2 separate regions of the Homo sapiens genome follow, and region 1 is linked to region 2. The links are chromatin loops, found by intact Hi-C in ENCODE. Cell type or tissue: K562. All regions are shown on one strand. Each heading gives the region's core, and the rest is flanking DNA. Links, peaks and the distances in the headings are about the cores only.

Region 1 (7,986 bases), core at 3,031-5,530, 97 kb after region 2:
CAGACCAAGCCATTGGAGCACCAGCCAGCAAATCTGAGGTATACAAAGCAGCTGCCCGCAAGGAAGCTTACTCTAGTTCAGAATACAAAGTACTCACAGGTGAACTGTTAAATAATAATGGAAGGTTTAAATAAAGATCCATGATAAAAACTAAAAAAATTATGTAAATATTTGAGCACCTACAATGTGGCAGGCTCCGCAAACTGGGAACAAAAACAAGAGAATGTGGGACAGAAAATCTCCAGTGGCCATGAAATCTCACCACCACTACCTACTTCCCAAGGCCTAGAAAGCAAATCAGCTAAAAACCTGAAAAGCTAGAAGTAATGTAAATTACTGGTATTCTTCAGGGGGTCTAATGATATCTGTATCAGATATGTGGTCCCTACACGGCACTCCAAAGTCTGAGTGGGGCTAGCAAAAATTGAGCAGAGTGGCACTGTGATCATCAGAAAGATATTTCCCCCAACAATATGACAAGATCTGAAATTATACGAGTTTGTCAAATTTTTAAACCCTACGATGTAAAAGTTCTCCTTAATGTCCCAAAAGGCAATTTTTACTTTAACACATTTTTAAATTAAAGGTAGAGCTCAAAACTGTTAGTTTTTCTTGCATATCAGATTTCCAAGAAATATGTTTGTTATCTTGTACAATTCATTTACTGACCTTAATTACCTAAATGTACGAGTCAGCATTACCTGACAAGTCCGTTTGGAGATCTTACAGTGTGTGAGGGCACCCATCCTCCAGTCCCCAGCTCCTCTTGAGCCTCATCTTTCAACCCCAGCATTTACTTATTTCTGAGTCTTTGCACATCAGTTTCTACTTTCAGAGAATGGGTTGGCTGATTCCTGCTAATCACTCATCCTTCAGGTCCTAGCTTTGCCTGTGCACTCTGCAAGGGCAGGCACCACGCTTTCCCTCTACTGCATGCCCATCATCTACTCCATCACCTGTCACAAAGTAGGACAGATGTCTAACAAATTTTGTTTGAAGAAATGAACCACTGTCATCTCCCCAAGAAAACTTCCCCCAAACCAGAACACTGGTTGGTTAGCCCTCTCATCCTGTCCCTCACACATGTGTACTCCAATGACACCCCTTATCGCCTGATCCTTAGGTTGCTTATCTCCTTTGCTAGATTTAATTCTCAAAGCCTCAGGTCTTGTCTTGGTTCTTGTTAAATCCCAGAGTCTTCACAACAGTTGGCAACATTTGCTGATATTCCTTATTAAATCTTTGAGGAACTCACCTGTTTCCCCCTTTCAATTAAAAAAGAAAAAGATGGCATCCATTTCACAATACTCTTGAGCCTACAACGCAAAAAAGTGGTGATTATATGAAAGGACTCTAATTAGAAATTCAGATAACATAGTGAAAAACTACTTATGAAGCTAACAACATTCATTTAGCAGAAAAAATTATTTCTTCACAGTCCCAACTTACTGCCTAGGACAGTAAAATCTAGAACCACCTTCATTCCCCAAACAACCATTAACTTTACTTTTCTAAGTACTGATAAAACTTGCGGGCTACATTATGGTGGCAGTAACAGATGTTTATTTTTCATTCACTCTACGCGTCCATTTCAGGTTGGCTCCGTGTCTCTTCTCTCAGGAAGGACAGGGCTTCCACAATCTGGAGGGTCACCCCTTGCTGAGGCAGAAGGAATAGGAGGGGAAGAGCAGTGTGCCCAGGAGGAGGAGACTTGAAGTTGAGAATTGGTGAGCAGCATCTTAATGGCCATCACACGAGATTTGGCAGAAATGTACAGAATGTACAAGAGTAGTTAACCTTCTACTATGATATCCCAGAAGGTAAGTCTGAATCAATATACAGACTCAATCTGTTTTTTGTTTTTCAAAGCTAATAAGACAAACGCAGGTATTAACTCACTACAGGGCAATTAACCAAAAAAAGAATCCACCACAATGTAATTGGACAAGGGAACATATCCATACTCCCAGAGTACCTACAAGAGAATTTTATTAACAGACTGACGTAGCTCTAGAAACTAAAAGCAGATTTGTTCCCCAGCTGTTCCTAGGTATTGACACAGTGAAGCCTCAGCATTATCCAACTGCTTCCACCTGGCACTGTCAAAAACCATTAGTTTGTAGATGATTCCACAGGCACGGAGTATCCACCATGTCCTTTACGGCTACTATAATTTATACTCACATTTTGAACAAATATAAATGCAGGCTCATGCAAAGCATATGGTATGGGCAGGCAGAGTGAAGGAAAGATCACAGCAGAAGGGACCCCATGGAGAGCTTAAGGGAGAAGCAAGGCTATAGGTAAATTCTTCAAGTTCCAAAGAAAGTGATATGGATAAAATTGTTAATGAAGATGGGGAAGAAAGGGAGGAAATGTTCTAGAAAGCTTGGGGAACATCAGTATTTAAGGGAGATTTGAGAAGAAAAGGGAATGTGGTGAGAAAACTAGAAAAAGAACCTGAAGGAGTCCCCAGAAGTTACAGGATAAAAGACTTCGTGGACTAGAGAGTGAGCAGCGACAATTACTGTTGCGGTGAGGATGTGGAAGATGCGCACATTTTCAAAGTGACCATCTGCACCTAGAAGGTCACTACAGGTGAGCGTTTTCCTAAGTAGCACTGAAGTGGAAGCAATGCATGGAGAGCACCCCACAGTTTCCCAGGCGCATCCTACTCTGCCCTTCCATGCACCCACACTCGCTTTCCTTTCCAGCTCTCCACTGTCTGGCTGGCTGCTTTATGGTTCAGCTCCTGACTCATGTCCTGGGGAAGCCTTCCTACAGTGGCTTGTTCGGCTGGATGGGACTCCTGCTAGACAACTTCAGGAAAAGAGGTTTGTCTTGTCTTTGTGTACTTGGCACCCAGACAAGTTTTTGACAAAGTAAGCATTCAATATACTGGTTTTTTGGGGGGTTCTTTTTTGGTGGGACAGAGCCTCACTCAGTTGTCCAGGCTGGCGTGCAGTGGTTTAATCTCGGCTCACTGCAACCTCCGCCTCCCGGGTTCAAGCGATTCTCCTGCCCCAGCCTCCTGAGTAGCTGGGATTATACGCATGCGCCACCATGCCTGGCTAACTTTGTATTTTTAGTAGAGATGGGATTTTACCATGTTGGCCAGGCTGGTCTCGAACTTCTGACCTCAAGTGACCCGCTGGCCTCAGCCTCCCAAAGTGCTGGGATTACAGGCGTGAGCAACCATGCCTGGCCCAATATACATTTCTATAAGGAAGGAAATAAAGGAGTGCTGTAGTTTGGTTTGTCCCCACCAAGTCTCAGGTTGAAATCTGATCCCCAATGTTGAAATTGGAGCCTAGTGGGAGGTGTTTGGGTCACGGAGTCAAATCTCTCAAGAATGGCTTGGTGCATCTTCATGGCAATGAGTGAGTTCTGACTCTATTAGTTCCTGAGAGCTGGTTGTTATAAGGAGCTTGGCACCTCCTTTCCTCTCTTGCCATGTGACCTCTGCACATGCTGGCTGTCCTTTGCCTTCAACCATGAGTGGAAGCAGCCAGAGGCTTTCGCCAGATGCCCAATCTTCCAGCCAGAAGAATCATGAGCCAAATAAATGTTTTTTCTTTAGAAATTACCTAGCCTTTGGTATTCCTTTACAGCAACACAAACTAAGACAAGGAGGGGAAGATTTTCTTAAAAAGGGAGCAATAGTACACACAGTAACTTGAAGGGGTGATGCAGCCTGGAAAAGGAAGTGTGTTGTTTTACCCAATAGCAATGACTTAGCACATCTGTGGGAGAGGGAAGGTGATGGAGGGTTAAAGACACAGGACGCTAGGACAACAAATGAAAGAAATGGAAGACACAAGCGTGCTGTGTGGAGTGTTAACATTTAGCCTTCTCCATTATCATTCAAGAGGAAGACAATACTGGAAGGTCTTCCAATGACAATTATATGCATCAGCCTAGAAGTGACACTTCATTTATGCTCAAATATACTGGCCAGAACGAGTCACATGGACTCATCTACCTACAAAGGGAGCAGAGAAGTGTAAGCCTCCCATGTGCCCACACGGAGAAAGAAGGGTATGCGCTAGATGTCGCTAACATCTCTCTTCCTTATTCCCAAACAGTCCCACAATCTATTAGCTTTACTATCTAGAAAGCCTCCAACAAGGCCTCTTCTCCAACTCACCATTGTACTTCACCCTTCATCTGTTTCACTCCCATATCTGCTACTTTTCCCAAACATAAACCTCATGTCATTCCCAATACTTGCTTACTAAAAAAAATTCTTTGTGGCTGCTCACTGCTTATGATGTAAATAAAGTTCCTTTTGATGACATACAAGGGCGTTCACAATCTTATGCAAACCTACCTCTTGAGCCCTGTCCCTGCCTCTATGCAGTTTTTGTTTTTTGTTGTTGTTGTTAAGAGTTAGTGCCTTCTGGACTCTTACTTGGATGATTTTTAACTGCAATGAGTTAGAAATCTCAGGACAAAAGAAACTTGGCTTAGGGTTTCAGTGGCTCTTTATTTCTTGGCATATGTGGTGAGTGCCTGCAGCGCCTGCAGCCCTCTGCCTCACGCGCGACCTTCAGGAGTTCTGCTGTCTGCTCCAGCACTGGCTCTGCTCCCTGCGTGGTTCAATCAGGAATGGTTGGAGGGCTTTGGGCACAGCTGCAGCAGAGTTTGTGCAGGAAACGTCCAGGTGATCAAACCAGCAAATGAGGGATTATTACCTTTTCTGTAGCAAAAATTGTGGTCCTTAGTGAATTCACCTGGGACCTCCATCCATGACAAATCCCAGGTTTTACCTGAGAAGGAAAGTCCCTCCCACTTCCCCTTCAATCCTGGATACATTGCATACAGGCGTACCCAAGAGCAGCCCAGCAAGAGTCCTAAATACAGAGGCATCATTCAGACATGATTGAAGGGAATCACCAATCCTACAGAGAGGTTCCAGAGGACATGCCTGGCAGACCTAAAGAGCAGTCAAATGTTACCAGCACCCACTCTTTCTGTAAGAAGGAAGAACCATTGTATGTCTAGTGTCAGGTGGTTCAGGCTCCACGTGGGGATTCTGACAGGCCTACAAATAGTCACAAAAGATTTTTCTAATTCCCAGAAATAGCCGCTTTCAAACCGTCATGACCTTCCTCATGCTGCTGTCTCCCTCATGTGCCTCCTCTACACAAAACCTGTTCTTCCAGGGTTCGAACAGTCAGTCAGCTTTGCTCACCCCTTCCCATTTTCTCCAAACTTAGAATTAACCAGCCTGTGCCCATTTGCTGGGTTCCCAGCACATGTGATCAATGCCTTCATCACAGTAGCTTATTATATTATAGTTATACACACAATGTCTCCCCTGCTAACTTGTGAGCCCCTTGAAAATAGAAAATATATTTTTTAACCTTCAGAGCCTTCCTTACACTCCATGAGGAGGTTTAATAAATGTTAGCTGACTGAAAACTGAGTTAACTGAATGGTTTTCTGTCAACCGAGCTGAAATAGTCTTAAGTTTTACTTGTAACTAATATGGCTTGCTAAATATGGGCATTGTTGATCATACATCATCTTCTTTAATAAACAATCTTAACTATCAAACCATTTAATAACATAACACAATCTAAACATCTTCTGTTTTGGTATCTGTCTCATAATATAGTCTGAAAAGTGTGAATGTTAGGTAGAGATGGTTCATCTTTAAGTCTATAAGTACCTAACCAATGATATTTACTGAATAGAATAAACTATTTAGATTCCTAACAGAGCTGCAAAACTGGCTTTACTGATGAGGTAAATCACTGCTTTGAGATATAGTAAAAATAAATATATCTCAGGAAAAGATATGTACTTAAGTGCAAACACCAAGAGTATTTTTTTTTTTGGTGACAAAAAAATTACTTGAGCATACTGTTTTAAATGAATTGTACTTAAATCAGAAGAACTCTACTATAGAAATGGATGCTGAAGCAGTTCTGGTATAAATGGAGTTACTGAAAAGTAATAAATCAATCCTTGAAGAATATTCAAAAGCACATTAGGGAGGAAGCTGATGTAGGCAGAGTCCCAGTCATTCATCCTTAGCCACTTAACCCTGATGACCTTCAAGGAGCTATTGATGCTAGCTGTCGGTCGCTTAACATCTGAAATGAACAGACCACTAGTTACCCTCTACTTAAAAAAAAAAAAAAAAGGTAGCATGTGAAAGTTCAACTTACAAAGAACCAATACTGATTAACAGTACCATTCTGAACATTATGAAAATGTCTTGCACTGACATAGGTCACAAAGCAAGCTTCCTGGTGCTTTTAAAATATAATTTGACTTATGTGAATTTTCAAAACCAAACCTCAAGCAAGCCTCTGCGTCCTTTACTCAGGTCAGAGATGCTGAGAGCAGTACAGTGACACGTGGCTGCAGGGCCACGTATAAGTACAAAGTATTGATTAAAATTACATCAAGTGCAGCTGCTTTCTGCGGCAATTTAACGGCCAAAGTGGGAGAACATTAGCTCTGTGCCAAGTGGCAGCACAATTCTGACAGCCATGTAGATGTCCTCAGGTCACCCACCTACAGACAACTTGGGGCTAAATGAAAAGGCTGAAATCAGATCTAGTTGTGATCTTCATTTCTTTTTTTCCTGGAAGGGTCAGTAAGAGCTTTCAATTTTACATTTTTTCAACTTTTAGTCGACCCTAATTAGATATCTACATACCTTACAAATTATAATTTGGCTGTAACAGAACCATGTCTCAAAATGGACATTCCAAAGTGGAAGGAAAAGCTTGTCATCACCACCATGATTTTGTTTGCTTCACTGATAAGATTTTGAAGCATATCCCCCTTCCAGGCAAATATTTCAAATCATCCTTTCTGGACAATATAGTAACATATCACATTACTTTAAAAGAATTAGGGGAGAAAAGCCTAAACATTTAGTCTCTTTTAATTCAGGATAGGCTACTGAAGTTTATTTTTATTTTTTGATTTTTTTTTCTGGAGACGATATTATAACCTGTGCTTGGTGCTCATTCTTCATGCTGTAAAGGGTGGGGAGAGCAGGATACTGTCCTCTAAGCAAGGGGATTAGTTTCCACTACACCATACTTGGTTTTTCGTGCTGTTAGATTTAGACATTTGTTTCATAAAATCAAATGTAACTAGATTTTCAATTCACTTCCACTTTTTGTTAAAATGCATATTCAGAGATTTTAAGATAAAGCAGACAAGGCAGATGAAAAAATGTTAATTTGTAATGTATACAAATATCCCACTGAAAAGTCAGTAGAAATTAAGAAGTACCCAACTTCTCTTATGACACTTACTCCCACAGCACTGTACAGCTGGGAAGGGCTAAGTCGATGACCTAACTTTATGAATATGCAAACTGAGGATTTAAAAAGTGAGGCTGCTTGCTGAAGCCACAGACTGGCTAGGGAAAGAGCCAAGACTACCTCAAGCTGCCCCTTCAAGTTATTGATCATGGTGCCACCCCAGCACCATGCTACTCCTCTGTCATGCTGTGCATGGGTTCTCAATTTTTCATTAACTTATTTTCCCAAGAAGAGTGTGAGCCTCCCAAGGTTAAAACCTCTGTATCTTTTGCCTCTTAAGACATGTGAAGCATACAGTAAATGCATGATGGTACCAAAATAGGGGCAATTGAAACCTAAATATTAAGGTGAAGCAATAATGCTTTTTAATCAGTATGTCCAGCTCACCAAAACACTACTTTGGTAAAGTACATTAAAGTATATAGCTAACACTTCCCAAAACAATTTTCAATCTAAACATTGATCTTTTCTAACTATTAAATAATGTCACAAGAAATATTAGGAAAGTCCATTTTGAGTATTTTTCCCAGAAAAATGTCACTTTTCAAATTATAGCTTAGCAAAGATTTACCTACAAGGAGGTTCATCCCAGGACTGCTTTCAATAGTAAAAACTTGGCTAACATCAAGGAAAAAAAATGTGTGTTACAACCATAAATAGAATACAATGCAGCTATTAAAAATGATAGAGTAAA
Region 2 (7,986 bases), core at 2,259-4,758:
CTTCCCTTTGCCACCCTAACTATTCAGGTATTTATACAACCGGTGGAGGGGCCATATCAACAGCAGGAAAGGCCTATCACAAATGTAGAAATCCCACTTTGAGTGACATCTCATCGTTGATTTTACAAAATGTCCTGTATGAGCACAGAATGCACTTTCTACCCCGTCTCTCCCACTACCAAAGAAAAGGGATTGATCACTTCCCCTTGGGGAAACAGAGTTGCCATATTTTTCTGTTTCCCCACTATATATGTGATTATATGGTTTGATTTCCACAAACTTTCTGGCCAGTTTTCCAGGAATCTCAGTGAAGATGATAATGCACAGTCCAGAGTATCTGCTATAGGCATTCCATCCACAGGGCTTTCAATGTCCAGTTTTCCATCTGATCCTCACAGTACCACAGTGAAAGGGAGAAGAATAAGCCAATGAGGAGGTAGAGATGAGAAAACATTTGAGTGACTTCATGAAAGACCTTCCTAGGGCTCACGTTCTATTGCTGTCCACATGGAGCCATGACCCTACAGCGTTGTTCGCTTTTTACCATACCTCTTTTTTTTTGACTAAATTGTTCGGATACTCTGCTCTGCAGTGGAGGAAAAAAATCCCTTAATTTCATATACTTTAATGAATATGCTGCTTCCTTCTCAGGATATGACAATATGAATTGCAGGTTTCTTTGGTTCAATTCCTCCAACATAATGAGGCAGTAAGGTGCAGGATAGGTTTAGTAAGTTTGACTTTTGTTTTTAAATGGCAATTTAGACCTGTCTTAAAACATTAATTTATAAAAGGAAGTACAAAGTTTATAACGGTTTTTGCTAAATTGCATTGTGATTTATTCTAGAATCAACTCGAGAATATTCTTAAACTATTAGTTTATACATCAACAACTTCTCCCTAAATTAGTTTATGGAAAAAACATAAGTACTGTGAAATAATACTGAAGTGCAGTTGCCAATCCACTATTAGAAACAACAACAACAATAGATAATATTTATTGAGCACCTACCCCATGCACTATTCTAAGCACTTTTCATATTTTAACTCACTTCACTCTAATAAGCCTATGAAATAGTACCTGTTATAACCAATTTACAGATGGGAAAATTGAGGTATGGAGAAGCCGACTGACTTGCACAAGATAACACATCTAGTAAGGGGCAGAGGCAGGATTCAAACTCAGGTATTCATGCTTATCCAATCAGAGGGCTTTTTTTTCTTCCCATGGTTTATGCAAATGATGGTCTTTCTATAATTTAGCAAGAAAATGGACTATAAAGAGAAGATGATAATTTCATTTTAGCTCTGTTTTTCATCTTAGTAACAGCTATTACAGTTTCTGAGTTGACAGGGGACACTGCTAACTAACTCCCATATCAAAAGAGAAATCATAATGGAAATGAGAAAATATTTAGTGTCAAATTTTATTGAAATTATACATGTCAACATTAGGAGTTATTCTTCCTTGATGTCTGACTTTCTCAAAGAGATTTTCCTGCTCCATGTCTCAACTGCTAATGGATACAGAGGCAGCATGGTGTAAGTCTAGACACTGAGGCCAGACTGCCTGGGTCGAATCAAGATCTACACTTTCTAGCTCTGTGCCTCAGCTTCCTCACCAGTTAAAAAAGGCAATAATAATACATATTTATGCACATATTACAGTTTGGGCACTCCTAATCCAAAAGTCTGGAAAATGCTCTGAAATCCAAAACTTTTGAGCACGGACGTGACATCACAAGTGGAGAATTCTACACCTGATCTCAGTGGGTCATGGTAGAAACACAGGCACACTACATTTGGTTTATTTAGCAACCCCATGGAGAAATAAGACTACCTTCAGACTATGTGTGTAAGCTGCATACAAAACACTAATGAATTCTGTGTTTAAACTTGGGTCTCATTCCCAAGATATCTCATTATGTATATGCAAATAGTCCAAAATCTGAAAAAATCTGAAATCCAAAACACTTCTGGTTTCAAACATTTTGGATAAGGGATACTTAGCCTATATAAGGTTAAATAAATTAATACCAGCAAGGCACTAAAATCGGCGTCTGGTACACGAGTGCTGAGTATTATTTATGGTTTTGGTTTTTTTTTTTAGAAGAAATGAAAGAAGAAAATAAAGTTTATTGCCCTTGACAATGTTCTTCCCACTTAAAGCTGTGGGAAGTCAGATTATAAGTGAAGCAAGAAGAAATTTCCATCTCAACATGATTTATTTTCCTTGCACCTTACATTTTGCCACAGTGGGAAACTATAGTGAAACCATGTTGTGTTCTCAGCTACTATGTACATTTTGGTCAAACCTGGTCTTCAGAGTAATCCAACACCCACCAATAAGGGGCCTTTAAAGGGATTCTAGCTGACATCAGCCTCCTCAATTCCTGGTTTTAAAATCATCCATCTTAATCACTGGCAAGAGTTCTATGTCCCTAGAACTAAAAGAGTTTTGAAAGAAACCACTGCATTACTAAAAAAAAAAAAAAAAAAAAGAAAAAAAAAAAAACTAAAAAAAAGAAAAAAAAAAAAAAAAACTGGCCAGGCGCAGTGGTTCATGCCTATTATCCCAGCACTTTGGGAGGCTGAGGCGGGCAGATCATAAGGTCAGGAGATCCAGACCATCCTGGCTAACACGGTGAAACCCCGTCTCTACTAAAAATACAAAAAATTAGCCGGGCGTGGTGGCGGGCGCCTGTAGTCCCAGCTACCCAGGAGGCTGAGGCAGGAGAATGGCGTGAACCTGGCAGGCGGAGCTTGCAGTGAGCCAAGATAGCGCCACTGCACTCCAGTCTGGACAACAGAGAGAGACCCTGTCTCAAAAAAAAACAAACAAACAAACAAAAAAAAAACTAAGAAGAAAAGAAAATTCTTATTTTCTTCACATGTGCAGAACAAGGAACAAAATTTTAGCATAATAAAATGAGATGAATAAAAGGCTGCTCCTATTGCATTTTTATAGCTGACATCATTGCAGGGAGCCAACTGCCTGATGAGGGCGAAATATTCCAAAGGGCTGCTGTTGTAGAACCAGAAGCAACCTTCATTTCATGTTTCGGGGGTGAAAGAGTACTTCTTACAAAAACAGATAAAAAGAATGGCAAAACCTCAGTTCGGAAAGTTGAAATAGTCCCTTTCTCATGTTCCTTTTGCCTTTCCCTGCCCCATTTTGATCCTATTTGCCTGGAGTTCCCACAGTGCTGCCCCGTCCTCTGCTGAGAAAGATAATCAGCTTTCCTCTCCCCTGCTGATGGTCTTGGCCGAGATGCTGACACAGCCATCTCCTGTTATTGTAATTAGACACTGAACTAGCAGATACTGAAACCACACACTTTGATGTGTTTTGGCTAAATTAAACAACACAAGGGTGCTCCTAAGGAAGTAGACTTGGAATGCATGTGTTCAGAAGTCTAGTCTCAAGCCAAAAACAATCTGTTCGAAATAGGGAGTCAGACGTGGGCAAAAAAATTTCCTGGTTATGGCCACAATACCCTAAATATTTCCCACCCACGCATCTTATGTAAGTACACGCACTTCTTAACACTAGGTTATGACATGCCTTTCAGAGTGATCTCTTTCTCCTTCCACAGAGAAGTCACTTGGTACCCTCCTCCTCTTATCTCATTCCTGGAATGACTAAATATTTGGGAACTAAGAAGAAAAAGCTCTTGGAAAAGCTGTGTTTTCACCTGAGTATGGCAATCAGTATGATAAATAAAGACTCTTTATAACCTTCCAAGTCAAAGGAAAGAAGAGCTAGCAATGGTGATTCATGTGCACAAATCTTGAGCTGGTTAATTAAAAAGCCTTCTGTGGGAATCAGGAGGCCATTGGGAATAAGGTATTGTCCTCAACAAGCTTACAGCAGCTTTCCTAAGAGACAGTCTCATGAAAGTGTCTTTTGGAAGTGCTAGAATTGTAGATTTCCTTCTTTCCTGGCCACCCATCCTGTTTCCAAATCAGTTCTCAGAGGTAGGCATGTCAAGAGGCTTGCACATTGCCAAAGAGTATCTATTTGCTATTTGCCAGACTGTGGGCTTATAGCTCTTCACATTAAGCTACCCAAAAATGATCCAGGCACAAGAAAAGTTCCACCTTCATTTGTCATTGAGAACGCCCTTCTCTACTATACTACATACCTGCTTCATCAAATATCTCAAAATGTTGCTTTTTCTTTTTCTTTTTTTTTTTTTTTTTGAGATGGAGTCTCACTCAGTTGCCCAGGCTGGAGTGCAGTGGTGTGATCTTGGCCCACTGTAACCTCCACCTCCTGGGTTCAAGCAATTCTCCTGCCTCAGACTCCCAAGAAGCTGGGAATACAGGCATATGCCACCAAGCCCAGCTAATTTTTTGTGTTTCAGTAGAGACGGGGTTTCACTGTTTTGCCCAGGCTAGTTGCGAACTCCTGAGCTCAGGGAATCCACCTTGCCTCGGCCTCCAAAAGTGCTGGGAGTACAGGCGTGAGCCACTGCGCCGGCCAAAACATTGCTTTTTTTTTTTTTTTTTTGAGATGGAGTCTCACTCTGTCGCCAGGCTGGAGTGCAGTGGCGTGATCTCAGCTCACTGCAACCTCTGCCCTCCAAGTTAAAGTGATTCTCCTGCCTCAGCCTCCCGAGTAACTGGCATTACAGGCGCCTGCCACTGCACCCGGCTAATTTTTTGTATTTTTAGTAAAGATGGGTTCACCTTCTTGGCCAGGCTTGTCTTGAACTCCTGAACTCATGATCCACCTGCCTCGGCCTCCCAAAGTGCTGGGATTACAGGCGTGAGCCACCGTACCTGGCCAAACATTGCTTTCTTAACCCCAAAGGAGAAATGTTTATTGTTTCTGTATTATAAGTTATATCACTAAACTCTTAATTAAAAGACAAAACAGAACAAAACCTAGATCCATTCAAGAGTGTTGGAGATGGAGACTAGAAAACTTCAACCACATCCCCTTACATTTCTTCAGGCTAAAATACTACAGTGCAGAACACCTTAAAACATTTAAATTTGTGTGCCTTTTAAGTTTGTTTTGTTGTTGTTGTTGTTGTTTTACTTATTTCAAACATTGCTTCTTTAGCTCCTGACTTTTTACTTATATGCAGATGAAACCCGAAATTAATTTGTATTTTATTTCTTTTAAGTCAGGTGCCACTGTCAAGAGCTCAAACACGAGTCGGTTCCAAGATGGCCGAATGGAAACAGCTCTGGTGTGCAGCTCCCAGTGGGATTGATGCAGAAGACAGTGATTTCTGCATTTCGAACTGAGGTACCTGGTTCATCTCATTGGGACTGGTTGGACAGTGAGTGCAGCCCAAAGAGGGCGAGCCGAAGCAGGGTGGGGCATTGCCTCACCTGGGAAGCGCAAGGGGTCGGGGAATTCCCTTTCCCAGCCAAGGGAATCCATGGCAGATTGTACCTGGAAAATCAGGACACTCCCGCCCAAATACTGCGCTTTTCCAATGGCCTTAGCAAATGGCACCTGGCTTAGCAGGTCCCACACCTAAGAAGCCTTGCTCACTGCTAGCGCAGCAGTCTGAGATCAACCGGTGAGGCAGCAGCCTAGTAGGGGGAGAGGCGTCTGCCACTGCTGAAGCTTGAGTAGGTAAACAAAGCGGCTGGGGAAGCTCGAACTGGGCAGAGCCCACCACAGCTCTGCAAGGCCTGCTGCCTCTGTAGACCCCACCTCTGAGGGCAGGGCGTAGATGAACAAAAGGCAGCAGAAACTTCTGCAACTTAAAAGTCCCTGTCTATGAAGAGAGTAGTGGTTCTCCCAGCACAGAGTTTGAGATCTGAGAATGGACAGACTGCCTCCTCAAGTGGGTCCCTGAACCCCGAGTAGCCTAACTGGGAGGCACCTCCCATTAGGGGCCGACTGACACCTCATACGGCTGGGTGCCCCTCTGAGACAAAGCTTCCAGAGGAACGATCAGGCAGCAACATTTGCCGTTCTGCAATATTGCGGTTCTGCAGCCTCCGCTGGTGATACCTAAGCAAATAGGGTCTGGAGTGGAACTCCAGGAAACTCCAACAGACCTGCAGCTGAGGAACCTGACTCTTAGAAGGAAAACTAACAAACAGAAAGGAATAGCATCAGCATCAACAAAAAGGACATCCACACCAACACCCCATCTGTAGGTCACTAGCATCAAAGACCAAAGGTAGATAAAACCACAAAGATGGGGAGGAACCAGAGCAGAAAAGCTGAAAATTCTAAAAACCAGAGCACCTCTTCTCCTCCAAAGGATCACAGCTCCTCTCCAGCAACGGAACAAAGCTGGATGGAGAATGACTTTGACAAGCTGACAGAAGTAGGCTTCAGGAGGTCGGTAATAACAAACTTCTCCAAGCTAAAGGAGGATGCTCGAACCCATTGCAAAGAAGCTAAAAACCTTGAAAAAAGATCAGATGAATGGCTAACTAGAATAAACAGTGTAGAGAAGACCTTAAATGACCTGATGGAGCTGAAAACCGTGGCAAGAGAACTACGTAACGCATGCACAAGCTTCGATAGCCAATTCGATCAAGTGGAAGAAAGGGTATCAGTGATGGAAGATCAAATTAATGAAACAAAGTGAGAGGAGAAGTTTAGAGAAAAAAAAGTAAAAAGAAATGAACAAAGCCTCCAAGAAATATGGGACTATGTGAAAGACCAAATCTACATTTGTTTGGTGTACCTGAAAGTGACAGGGAGAATGGAAACAAGTTGGAAAACACTCTGCCAGGATATGATCCAGGAGAACTTCCCCAGCCTAGCAAGGCAGGCCAACATTAAAATTCAGGAAATACAGAGACCACCACAAAGATACTCCTCAAGAAGAGCAACCCCAAGACACATTAATTGTCAGATTCACCAAGGTTGAAATGAAGGAAAAAATGTTAAGGGCAGCCAGAGAGAAAGGTCGGGTTACCTGCAAAGGGAAGCCCATCAAACTAACAGTGGATTTCTCGGCAGAAACTCTACAAGCCAGAAGAGAGTGGGGGCCAATATTCAACATTCTTAAAGAACCCAGAATTTCATATCCAGCCAAACTAAGCTTCATAAGTGAAGGAGAAATAAAATCCTTTACAGACAAGCAAATGCTGAGAGATTTTGTTACCACCAGGCCTGCCTTACAAGAGCTCCTGAAGGAAGCACTAAACATGGAAAGGAACAACTGGTACCAGCCACTGCAAAAACATGCCAAATTGTAAAGACCTTCGGTGCTAGGAAGAAACTGCATCAACTAATGGGCAAAATAACCAGCTAACATCCTAATGACAGGATCACATTCACACATATTAACCTTGAATGTGAATGGGCTAAATGCCCCAATTAAAAGACACAGACTGGCAAACTGGATAAAGAGTCAAGACCCATCAGTGTGCTGTATTCAGGAAACCCATCTCATGTGCAGAGACATACATAGGCTCAAAATAAAGGTATGCAGGAAGATCTACCAAGCAAATGGAAAGCAAAAAAAAAGCAGGGTTGCAATCCTAGTCTCTGATAAAACAGACTTTAAACCAAAGAAGATCAGAAGAGACAAAGAAGGCCATTACATAATGGTAAAGGGATCAATTCAACAAGAAGAGCTAACTGTCCTAAATATATATGCACCCAATACAGGAGCACCCAGATTCATAAAGCAAGTCCTTAGGGACCTACAAAGAGACTTAGACTCCCACACAATAATAATGGGAGACTTTAACACCCCACTGTCAATATTAGATCAATGAGACAGAAGGTTAACAACGATATCCAGGACTTGAACTCAGCTCTGCACCAAGAGGACGTGACAGACATCTACAGAACTCTCCACCCCAAATCAACAGACTATACATTCTTCTCAGCACCACATAGCACTTATTCCAAAAGAGTTGGAAGTAAAGCAGTCCTTAACAAATGTAAAAGAACAGAAATCACAACAAACTGTCTCTCAGACCACAATGCAATCAAATTAGAACTCAGGATTAAGAAACTCACTCAAAACCGCTCAACTACATGGAAACTGA

What was found. Hi-C counts contacts between places; a loop is a spot of excess contacts. Peaks named below come from ENCODE experiments on the same cell type or tissue, not always from the same donor. Only the 100,000 strongest peaks of a DNase experiment are listed, where the experiment ranks them.
Region 1: a loop joins it to region 2, with 2.5 times the contacts of the local background. A loop is called at or near these places in 3 of 110 quality-filtered maps.

What each region holds. Positions count from the first base shown.
Region 1 is chr12:62,910,793-62,918,778 of GRCh38, forward strand. The region is part of intron 1 of PPM1H (protein phosphatase, Mg2+/Mn2+ dependent 1H); the gene reads right to left. Among named protein-coding and RNA genes, the nearest start is that of PPM1H, 20 kb to the right of the region's middle. RefSeq lists a silencer at 3,157-3,451. In K562, for the core only: a CTCF peak has its summit at 4,040; DNase peaks (open chromatin) are centred at 3,319, 3,749 and 4,019.
Region 2 is chr12:62,814,636-62,822,621 of GRCh38, forward strand. The region is part of intron 2 of PPM1H (protein phosphatase, Mg2+/Mn2+ dependent 1H); the gene reads right to left. Among named protein-coding and RNA genes, the nearest start is that of PPM1H, 120 kb to the right of the region's middle. In K562, for the core only: no CTCF peak of the experiment used is centred there; a DNase peak (open chromatin) is centred at 3,256.